Linked DNA regions of Homo sapiens: region 1 is linked to region 2. A link is a contact called in ENCODE Hi-C or POLR2A ChIA-PET data. All regions are on one chromosome and are shown on one strand. The core of a region is the stretch at or near the end of the contact, and the rest is flanking DNA. Distances in the headings are between cores, read along the strand shown.

Evidence for each region. A loop is a pair of places that touch in the nucleus more often than their neighbours do. ChIA-PET counts read pairs that join two places held with the same protein, here RNA polymerase II (POLR2A). Pooled maps may share reads with other maps.
Region 1: a map of Right ventricle myocardium inferior shows a loop between it and region 2 (2.3-fold over the local background). The contact joins two enhancer-like sites. A Hi-C loop is called at or near these places in 5 of 168 maps with a recorded cell type or tissue (PC-9, Right ventricle myocardium inferior, cardiac septum and 2 more) and 2 of 50 pooled maps. POLR2A ChIA-PET finds 5 or more read pairs at or near these places in 7 of 52 experiments (A549, H1, K562 and 4 more).

The regions. Positions count from the first base shown.
Region 1 is chr4:41,361,764-41,368,087 of GRCh38, reverse strand. It overlaps a transcript of LIMCH1 not described here. Among named protein-coding and RNA genes, the nearest start is that of UCHL1, 110 kb to the right of the region's middle. RefSeq lists an enhancer at 4,603-5,264. Within about 2 kb of position 2,232, at least 2 of the 41 ENCODE cell types and tissues checked have a DNase peak (open chromatin) inside an H3K27ac peak, as active enhancers do.
Region 2 is chr4:41,317,283-41,323,028 of GRCh38, reverse strand. No RefSeq gene overlaps it. Among named protein-coding and RNA genes, the nearest start is that of UCHL1, 63 kb to the right of the region's middle. Within about 2 kb of position 3,953, at least 6 of the 41 ENCODE cell types and tissues checked have a DNase peak (open chromatin) inside an H3K27ac peak, as active enhancers do.

The sequences.
Region 1 (6,324 bases), core at 983-3,482, 47 kb before region 2:
AAATATTTTTTAAACACTTCTGAGGGGAGAAAAAGATAGCTATGTACTCATTGCAATAAATATAACTTCAGTTCCTCACTTGGTGCAGACCCATTTGGTGAACATACTTGGCAAAAAAATAAGGCTGAGGAATTTTTTTTAACAGTTTTCAGTCATGGAAATGAAAAAGCTACAAGTCCTTCTGTTCTTGACCTTGATTTCTTTTTTTTTTTTTTTTTTTTATGATGGAGTCTCGCACTGCCGCCCAGGCTGGAGTGCAGTGGCGCGATTTTGGCTCACTGCAAGTTCCGCCTCCCAGGTTCACACCATTCTCCTGTTTCAGCGTTCCGAGTAGCTGGGACTACAGGTGCCTGCCACCACGCCCGGATGATTTTTCTTTCCTTTTTTTTTTTTTTTTTTTTTTGGATTTTTAGTAGAGACAGGGTTTCACTGTGTTAGCCAGAATGGTCTGGATCTCCAAACCTCATGATCCACCAGCCTTGGCCTCCCATAGTGCTGGGATTACAGGCGTGAGCCACCGCACCTAGCCGACCTTGATTTTAAAAGCAAGTGCAGGTGTATTCCTCCATGGCCTCCTAATGGGCTATCTAGGGGTGAATGGGTGGGGCAGTCCCTAACTTACACTGACCAGGAGGCCAAGCTGCAGCCTCCAACAGCCACACTAGAGTAACTCTCACAGGCAAAATGCAGGACAGTGGAAACATGGAGCTTTCCCAACCTAACCAATATTTTATTCTTAAGGTCTCAGCATAGAGCACAGTTTTGCTGACAGTGGGAAAAGGTATCAGCCAAGTTATTTCTTAGGTGCATTTTATATGACTATATCATCTGTCCTTTTCCTGATGCCAAAGGTAATTCCCTGAGATACACTAGCCATCCTGATATGGTTTGGCTCTGTGTCCCCACCCAAATCTCATCTCAAGTTGTAATCCCCACATGTCAGGACAGGGAGCCTGCAGGGAGATGACTGGATCACGGGGGCGGTTACCCCATGCTGTTCTCATGATGGTGAGTGAGTTCTCATGAGAGCTAATGGTTTTAAAAGCATTTGGCAGTTCCCTCTTCGCTTGCTCTCTCTCTCCTGCCACCATATGAGACCTGTCTTGCTTCCCCTTTGCCTTCCATCATAATTATAAGTTTCTTGAGGCCTCCCCAGCCACGTGGAACTGTAAGTCAGTTAAACCTCCTTTCTTTATAAATTACCCAGTCTCAGGTCGTATCTTTATGGCAGTATGTAAATGAACTAATACACATCCCATCAGGGTTAGATGCATGGGCATCTCTTTGGAAGTGTTGTTTTCAATATTGCAAACATGGAATTTTATCACAGCAGAACTGAATTCCACGGCATCATTCCTCCTTGAAATATAACATCTTATGTCCAGACAGAAGTCTTTCCAATATTCTATCATTTTTTTAAGAACTATTTTTCCCCTATATTATCTTTAGCCCTCTAGTTTAGGCTATTTTTATATTTCTCAATCACTTAAAACCAAAGTTCTATTATCCCTTCCTTTCCTGATTTAATAGCACTGAAGTCATCCTTTTATCTACCCTACCCTTCCTCCAAAAAAGATCATATCTGATACCTTTCTTCTGCCTCAGATGTAAACACACACACATCCTAAGGAACATATGAGGTGTTCTATTATAAAATTGTATTGTACTTTTTAAAAAATCTCAGAACAGTGAACTGGGCTTAAAAGGAAAACCTAATTCCAGTAAGAACAGTTTGGTCAAAAATCAACCAGTGTTAACTGATTCTGTCCTGAATCATGAAAATCAAGGCCAAAATACAAAATACAAAATGTATTTTGCGCCACTTCGAGGGGCCAACTGTACATAGACTTTAGCAGGCACATAATAAGCACCCAATAAATAGTACCTTTTATCATCAGCAACATCAGCATCATTAACATAATTTTTATCATCATGTTATCCCCCAACTATGATGCTTTTAAGCTTCAGAATGGTCTAAAGCAAAAAGAGAAGCTGCCAGGCCAATTTCTAGTACTCCTAGAGCTGCCTAGTCCCACCTAGCACTGACTGCCACTCACAGAATCAAGGCCAACTGTCTACATCATGGCTCTATTGTCATCCATCAGCAGAGAGCTGGAGGCCAAGAGACCCAGTGGCTGAGAACACATGCTCAGCCTTCCCTTTCTTGGTAGCCAGTGCTCAGTCTGCCCTTTGGAGCTCGCCTGATGCAACTGGTTTCCAGGGAGATGCCGGGGCAAGAAGTGCCAGCTCCACCTCCCATTCCGCATCCCCTTTCCCCAAATCTGTGGGACCTCACTGTTTTCCTACCATGTGACAGCATTGTGTCATAGCTGCTCTTGTATACAAACAAGCTAGACTATTTAAATGTCATTGTGAGAAAGATGCCGCCTGCTCTCATTTACATATCTATTCAGACCACTACTCCTTCCTTGATCTAGCCAGAAAAGTTTTTTCTTCCTCTTCCTTGGCAACTTATGCAAAGCTGGAGGACCATCTGCAAAGTTAACTACCTGTTGGGATAAAAAGATGTTAAGAATCTAGTCCCTACAGAGGTGGAGAATTAGAATGACTACATGTATAACTTATGGTATTACATCACAAAAGTCATATGTTACTGGCCATTAAATGCTAAATTATCTCAAAAGCTATTCATAAATTTTCCCTACTGCCAAACAACACAAGCATCTTTTGGTCTTGGAGAGCTATGATACCCTCAGTGTTTTTAATCTTCAGAATTAGGTCCCAGCTGAATAAGAAAACAATTCTATGTGGGCAGCAGGGAATGAACCAAAATGAGAAACTGATCCCTTCCAGCACTAGTTCTCACTCTTGTGAAGTATGGATTAGGTCACAAATAAGATTGTATTCATCACCAAGCCCCATGGGCACACTCTGATTGAAGGTAAAGGAGTCCAGGAACTTCTCAAGTTGAGAAATAAGGCTGAGTTGGGTTGAAATTTCCAGTCCCTCCCTAAAGGCCTGGGAACCTGTTCCAAATCATAACCGAAACCAAGTCGAAGGACATCTGTTTCTTCAGAAAGTGTTTGGCACTGAAAAGAAGAACCACAGATTAGAACAGATAAATATTGTTGTGGGTGGTGAGGCCAAGAGAAGCGGGGAATCAGGAAAATCAGAGTCATCTAACCTACTAATAAACTCTTGTAACTCAATAAATACCACCAAAAAAAAAGAAGGAAATAATAAAAGGGAGGAAGAGGGAAAGAAAATCAATGGAAGAATTCTTCTTATTCCTAGCAGGAGTTGACACAACCTCAGTGAATAAAATTCTGCTGCATTTAGATGAATATTTGGACCCATTATTTGTATAATGATTTAATATTAGATCATCTACAAGAACAAGAGGAGAGGCATTGAGCATTCTGCTTGGAGTTTGGTAACAAAGATTATACATTAAACTTACATATTCAGCATAATATTGAAGAATAATTTTCTAAGCTTTGATGGACTACCAAGATCACTTTATGAGTAGATATTAAAGGTTTTTCTCTGATCCCCAAGTCACTTTTAGTGCAAATTAGAGTGACATGTAGCATCTAGTTAACTTCGACTCCAGGTATCCAGAGTTAACAGAGTGAGATAATAGGATGAAATCAGTAGGCAATTGAATCATATTTTCTACCCGGGAAATCTGGTGTTCTGAATCATTTCTTTCAAAATCAACCTTAGTTGTTATTAACAACAGAAAAAAACAATAGCAATAGCAGTAGTAGTAATAATTATCATAATGATAATAGTAGTAGTAAAAGTAACAGCAGTGGTAATAATAATGGTAATAATACTACTAACCATACTTACACAGCACTTCCTATGTACTGGGCACTGTTCTAAGCATTTTAAATATATTAATTGATTTAATCCTGACAGCACTCCTATGAAATAGGTGAGCTGTTATTAGTATCCTGTTTTACAGATGCTCTCAATAATAACTCTTAGTCATTTTTGTTGTTGCTAACAACTAGAGCTATCTTCCAAAGAAATCATTTGGAACCACAGTAAAGGAAAAGTAGCTTGCTCAGGGTCATCCAGCTACAAAGTAACAGACTCTGGACTCAAACCTAGGATGCCCAGCTCCAAGGTCTGACCTCTCACCTACTGTGTTCTGCTTAGTAAGGCCTTCTAGAAAAGTAGTATGGAAAGAAGTTAGTCACTCCCCTGCCTGCTGGTAGCCACAGTTACTACTTCAAGTTTGCTGTCTCCTCTAGGAGTCTTCCCAAACACAGTTAGATGTGCAACCTGTTCCTACAGCTATAAAAAGTCACTAGGAGTGTTAAAGGGCTGTCCCCACGTGGTCTGTGACCATCTAGTGCTCCGTTAGAGCTTTCACCTTTGCCAACTAAGGAAGGAGTGAGGGGAAGGGGGCTGAAGTGGGGGAATCGTTCCCAGGCCACATTTCCTGCCCAGTAACACGGTCCTCAAATAGCCAAGGCTGCACGCCGAGAAATTCCTCACTAACAAGTTACGTCCTGGATCTGGTTCCCTGAGCCTTTATTAAGAATGAATGTTTTCTTGCCAATCCATGACTCAAGGAAGACCAAGAATCGAGGCGAGACAAGCAGCAAAGTTTGTTTATTAACTTGCTCCACCCAAGGGAACATTTTTATGAAAGGGTGAAATTCCTGACTACTCAAAAAGAAGAAAGAAAGAAAAAAAACCTATGGGAAATTTAATCACCAACTGAATAAAAGTAAAAACAAAGCCCTACCAATGAGGATGCTGCCAGAGACAATGGGGCCCCTAGAGGAGTTGCAATTGTCTCGAGATACCAATCCCCAATCCGCCCCCCCACCCGGGGATTCACTGCCCCTAAGTACTACATTATTGCTGTATTAGCTGAGGAATCTTTGTTCACAAGGCAACTGCATGCAAAACCATCTGTTACAACTTCTGGGTTCCCGTGGTTTGCAGACTCGGCATTTACATTTCAAGAAGAACCTCTGGGAAGGAAGGGGGAGGTCTCTATCTTTCCCCTGGAGCAATTACCTTTTTATATAGCCTGGGAGGGGGAAGCTCTCCTTTCCCTGAAACTGAACCCAACAATTGAAAGGAGATAGGCCACTTCAATAATGCACACGCAGCTCGCCTGGGCTGCCTGGTCCTAAAGCCACGCATGCCCCATTACGGTTTTCACATTCTTAAATTGGTATGAATGGTAAAGCATCAAGAACAATCCCAAACTGTCTATAGGGCTTAATGAGGTTCTACTGTCTTAAGGAATCCCTTCTTCCTTTTCTTAAACGTGATATTAAAGCTAATATTCTGCACTGCATAATAGCCTGAAATATACTACCACTTAAAAGCAAACTGTAATCTGGGCCAAAGGAGACATTTTGTATCTTGATTTAGGTGGGGGCTATAGTAATATACATATGTCAAAATTCATGGAGGTGTACACTTCAGATTTGTGCACTTTTACATGTGTAACTCATACCACAATACATTTTTAAAGCAGAATATGTCAATGATACAGTTAAGGAAATTGAGAATAAATCACTTGCCTTCAAGAATAGTAAAGACTGTTCTGCTTCTAGATCCTCCCCTTACCCCCACCCACACTCGAAGTCTCTCCTGAGAATTTTAGAGTTCAAGAACCTGAAAAATAGTTATCCAACTCTGCAATAAGCCAGTAACTACAAATGCTTCCTGTGTATCCTGGGAGCATAAGTACGCAACACAGGCAGAGCACCTGTCACACGCCAAACCGTTCCAGCCACATATCAAAAATAAAAAGCCAAGGTCTTTTTCTCATCTGATGGTGAGTTATCAAATTATGAGACATGCCTGGGGCTTTCAGCAAGACAGCCCTGATGTTCATTGTTCTGTTTCTTGAACCCTATTTTCAAACAGATGTTTCTATACTCAAGTAGCACTCTTGCTTGCGGGAAGCAGGTTAACCCTGTAGGGTACAGGTCTCTGGCTGGAGCAGGAGAGCAGCATTAAGTGAGGGTGGTTTCTGCAGGAAGCTCAGCAGGTTTAAATCTGTACGTGGAGCTCTTGTTACTCTAGCAGCTTCTTGGGAACCACAATGCTGAACGGAGTGGGGAGTCACTAAGTGACAGGCGGAATTCTGGAAGCTTCAACATTGCTGGGTCATGATTTAGCGATACACTTCCTCCTCTGAACTACCAGGCAAAGAGGGCTGCTTGTCACTGAGGGAAACAAGGCCAAATTCATACCTTCCACTAAGCCTCCAGAAAGGCCACCCATTGAAGCTGAGGCTCCTTGCACTAATCATAGGGGGTCACCTTTCCCCTTCATGCCCTTCAAGCGTCCTGAACCCCGCAGACAGTTCATTTCGGGAGCTCG
Region 2 (5,746 bases), core at 2,704-5,203:
AAAATACAAGCTGCCAAAGTTTAGTAACAGTATTATTGAGTCAGGATAGATAGTAAAGGAAATAACCATGTCCTTGGGACATGAAAACTGCACCGTCAACACATGAGCTGGTAACAATGTCAGTTACCATGTCTGTTATGTGGGACACAGCAACTGCACCAGCAACGTAACAAACCCCAGTACTCACATTGTGATCAAGCCCATCCAAGCAGAACTATCTTCAGGGACTTTCCCCTGTAGAAAGCATGCGCATTTTAATTTTACTTGTCCTCAGATTGACCCTTTGCTCATTATAATAGTAAAAAACACACCCCTGGATGGAGATTGAAGATGCTAATGAGACATGTGATACATGAACAAGCACGTACAGCTACTGAGAATACCCAAAAGACCACCTATAATATACTTACTAGCAACATCCTTTCCCACCCGTTATGAATAATTATGTGATATGGTTTGGCTCTATGTCTTCTCCCAAATCTCATGTTGAATTGTAATCTCCAGTGTTGAGGGAGGGACCTGGTGGGAGGTGATTGAATCATGGGGGCAGATTTCCTCCTTGCTCTTCTCTTGATAGTGAGTGAGTTCTCATGAGATCCAATGGTTTAAAACTGTGTGGCACTTCCCCCTTCTCTCTCTCTTGCCACCATGTGAAGAAGATGTTTGCTTCCCCTTCACCTTCTGCCATGATTATAAGTTTCCTGAGGCCTCCCAGTCATGCTTCCTATGAAGCATGTGGAACTGTGAGTCAATTAAACCTCTTTTCTTCATAAATTACCCAGGCTCAGGTAGTTCTTTATAGCAGTGTGAGAATGGACTATTACAGAAAATTGGTACCAAGAGTGGAGTATTGCTAAAAAGATACCTGAAAATGTGGAAGCAACTTTGGAACTGGGTAATGGGCAGAGGCTGGAACAGTTTAGAGGGCTCAGAAGAAGACAGGAAGATGATGGAAGATTTAGAACTTCCTAGAGATTTGTTGAATGGTTGTAACCAAAACACTCATAGTGATATGGACAATGAAGTCCAGGCTGAGGTGCTCTCAGATGGAGATGAGGAACTTATAGGAAACTGGAGTAAAGGTCACTCTTGCTATGCTTTAGGAAAGAGACACAGCATTTTGTCCCTGCCCTAGAGATCTGTGGAACTTTGAACTTGAGAGAGATGATTTAGGGTATCTGGCAGAAGAAATTTCTAAGTAGCAAAGCATTCAAGATGAGACCTGGCTGTTTCTAAAAGTGTACACTCATGTGTGTGAACAAAGAGATTATCTGAAACTGAAACTTCTGTTTAAAAGAGAAGCAGAGCATAAAGGTTTGGAAAATTTGCAACCTGGTTGTGTGGTAGAAAAGAAAAAATTTTCTGGGGAGAAATTTAAGCCTGCTACAGAAATTTCCATAAGTAAAGAGGAACTGAATGTTAATAGCCAAGACAATGGAGAAAATGTCTCCAGGATATGTCAGAGACCTTTGTGGCAGCCTTTCCCATCACAGGCCCCAGATGGACATGTGTTGTTAAGTGAAAAAATAAACCTCTACTATTTTAAGCCACTGAGATTGTGGGGTTGTTTGTTACAGCAGCATAACCTAGCCTCTCCTGACTGATACAGAGGGAAATCCTGAGATAAAGTTACTGCTTCTTTTGACATGGTCACAACCAGCACAATCCTCAGTTGAAGTTATACCATTCCCCTCCACAACCTGGCTAACTTAGCAAAAAAGCAAAATAAAACAGAAACAAAGCAAAAAGAACACAGAATCCCCAGAGGCTTTATTAATGGAGGTATCACTATATGCCTCTGATGAAGGAGCCTACATGGTCCTCCCACAAGCATTGATTCTGGTTCTAAGGTATCATCTGGGGCCCAATCTCCTGGGCAGCTCGGAAGCTGAGAACATACTGCTCAAGAAAGGATGCTGTTTTTCCTCTTGTTTCCAGGTCAAAGATTGAGTTCCCAGAGGTGAATTAACAAGTGAATGTTTAAGATCTGTTAGTACTCAGAAGCTTTCAAAATCTTTTTCACAGTATTTACCACTGACTCATTATTTCATACCTGTATATTTTCTTATAAATGTGTTTGTTCTTCTGAGTAATAAAAAGGAAAAAACTGCCTAATGCAGCCAGGTGATCTCTAGAAGGGAATTAACTGCTATAATGTTTTTGGTTTTAGAGACAGGGTCCCACACTCTATCACCTAGGCTGGAGTGCAGTGGCATGACATAGCTCACTGTAGCCTCAAACTCCTGAGTTTAAGTGATTCTGTCATCTCAGCCCCCCAAGTAGCTAGGACTATAGGCATGCACCACCACACCTAGCTATTTTTATTTTTATTTTTAGTAGAGACAGATCTCTCTATATTGCCCAGGCTGGTCTCAAACTCCTGCCCTCAAGGGATCCTCCTGCCTTGGCTTCTGAAAGCATTGGGATTACAGGTGTAAACCTCCGTGCCTTGCCTAACTATTACAACTTTGACCTAATTCCTACAGACATTTTCTTTAGTTGCCTTGTGCAAAGTACTTTATTTCAAGTGCTAGGAAGAATACCTAGAGAACTGCTCATCTCATCAACTAAGGCTTTCCTCTCAGTATGAAGCTCTTTTACCTCAGCCTTTATGTGGTTTTGTTTCTGAGATAAGATCTCTTAAACTCTTGATTGATTGCTGAGAATATTTAAACTTTATTTATTCAGTGGACTGATACAATAAATATTTAAACTTTATCCAGTGGATTGAGTAAATTTATTTAATCAATTGAAAACTTAATTTGTTTTCAACTGATTAAGGAGACATTCAGAAGATCAAAAATGTTATTCATCAAAGAGCATCCATCTGTAACAAGAGAAATATTCTGAAGTTGGTGTTCAGATGTTGGTGTAGAGGTAGTCTACAGATTTTTGGAAACTCAGTTTGAATAGCTACTTCAAGAGAAAAGAGAGGCACCTCCATGTGGTTGTCAGCATGCCCGGTTGTTATAAGCCGGACAACTGAAAACTACTTGAAATCTAAGAGGGTCTTTCCACTGTCTTCCCAGCTCCCTCAGCTGGATTACTCCACTCCACCTTCTGGTCTCAGGCTAAGTGTTGCTGCCTCAACAAACTATCCCTGGCCCCCTAATTAGGTTGGGCCCCTCGTATACTCTCAGATACAACTCCATATTTCCTTCTTAGCTATCACAATTATCACTAAATAAGCATTTCTGTAATAATTCATTTACATTCACCTCCAATAAATCATGAGCTCTATGACACCAGTGATCTTATCTGTATTGCATGCTGCTCTTCCGGCTCCCAGTTGATTCATTCAACAAATATTTATCAAGTGTCTCTTACGTGCCAGACTCCATGCCAGGTACCAGGGACACATGGTGAAAAAAACAGACAAAGATTCCTGCCCTGATGAAACTTAACATTCAAGAGAGGAACTCAAACGATAAACGATGACCTAATCAATGAAATAGTGTATTAAAAGGTAAACAGAGCTGTGGAAAAATAAAAGGTAGAACAGTGTAAGGAAGGGAAGCTGGTTGCAGGGGTAAATAGGGTGGTCACGTTAACCCCTATCGAGAAGGTGAGAAGTAAGCAAAGATTTGAAGGTGAGGAAGTTAGCTCAGTAGACAACTGGGTAAGAAAGTTCCAGGCTGCAGCAGATTCCTTAAGGCAGAGGAGTACCTGGTTTGTTCTAAGAAGATCAGCGGGGTTAGTGTGGTTGGAGAGGTATAAGCAAGACAGTAGTAGAAGATAAGATCAGAGATGCTCAACAAATATTTGTTGAGTGAATGGATGAAAAAAACAAATATTTTCAATTTTTACTACTATGAAGAATGTTCCCATGCCTTGCATATTTTCTCATAGGTGAGAAAACAAGTCTCTAGATTCATCCAGTCCACAAACTGTAATCTCATCTATATTAAGTGGCAACTCTACAAAGCATTGTGTCCTTTTATTGCCAAAGAGGAAGGATCTCCTGGCTGAGTCAAGAGATGGCGGTGTGTCCTCTTAACCCTGAGTCATTGAACTGCTCTTAGCCTGGATTCACACAACAGAGCCTGAAGCTGAGGAGATAAAGGAGATCCTGTGGCTCCAGTCACAAGCCTGTGGTGCTGACAGGCCACTCCACCTTCAAGGCTGACGTGATGGGAACCAAAGTGCAGGCAGAGGGACAAGAAAGCGTTCAAAGAGGCTGAGAAGCACTATCTCACTCAGCACATTGAGCAGAGAGAGCTGGGAAGAAAAATGGGCTCTTTGTGGACAAATGGCTATCCCACCCTCACTCCCAACATTGAAACTCACTCCCCAGAAGGGGTCTGAAATCTACACACACTAATGGTATATGTCAGTAGTTTCCAAATACCGCTGCAGGACCAGCTGTCAGATGCTTGGCCAACTCTTCTCTCAGAACTTCCTAAGAAGCCTTCTCTTTTTTCTTTTTTATTGATTTTCAAAATTTTTTTCTTACTCTGACAGATGGAGAGAAGCCTTCTCAAACTGCAGAGTCTGGAAGTCCACCTCTGGAGAGTCTGAATCGGTTTTCTGGACAGACTCAGGAATTCACATTTTTCACAGCTCCCCATGAAATTCTAAAGAGCAGCCAAGTTTGGGAACCACTGCTTTACTGTGCTGCTAGTGTGCCTGCATTTGATAGGAAAGGAACATCTTTCACCAGTGGCATAGGTTTCCTTTGGAGTTATTTCAGGGATCACTGGTCATATTATGTTGAGGTACCAAGGGCAGGGGGACCTGCCAGAATTTCTGAAATCACAGGCTAGAAACGACCATCTTCACAGAGTCTATGCCCCTTGGGACAGTGATGGAAGAATCTGACCCTCTTCTCAGGTTTCTCCTCACCCCCACCGGCAAGTTCTTCCAATGGGGTCACCAGTTTGAAAGCAGCTAGAGATTTTTGTACATATTAATGAATTATAACAGAGAGAAGTGTGAGAATCTTAGAATTTCCATTAATATTCTAGTAAGGGTTGTGAGAAAGATAGCTGTGGAAACCATCACAAGATGGCTCCCAAAGATCCCTACCAGCTCGTCTTCATGCTCTTGGGTAGTTCCCTTTCATTGCACTAGGGTTGATCTGTGTTGTCAGTGGAATACAGCAGAAGTGATGGTATGTAGCTTCCACAATTAGGTCATTTAAAAACACAGTGTCTTTCATCTTGGGCTGCCTTTCCCCCTTTGCTCACTCACTCTGGAGAAAGCCAGCTGTCATGTTGTGAGGACACTCAGGTGCTGTATGGCCATGTAATGAGAGACTGAAGACCCGCTGACAGCTAGCAAGGAACTAGAGCCTGCCAACAGTGCAAATGAGCTGGAACATGGATCCCCCAGTCCCAGTCAAGCTTTCAGATGATTGTAGCCCCAGCCAAGTTAGACTGCAACCTCATGAGAGACCCTGAATGATAATAAATGTTTGTTGTTTTAAGCTGCTAAGTTTCAGAATAATTGTTTTGCAGCAGTAGATAATACAATGGTGAGTTCAATAGTTCATCAGAGAATAATTCATTACAATCCCAATCTATACTTTTCTCTCCAACTAAGCCATATGGCATTTTAACAAACTTTTACTGAAATATAGCATAGAGATATAGATGTAGATATATAGAAAGTGTACAAATCATAAATGAATACATTTCTTTATACAACACCCAGACCAGGAAATAAAATATCACCAGCATCCCAGAAGCACCCTCATGCCCCTTTTCAGTTACTAGCCACCTCATCCTTAAATATAACAAGTATGGCC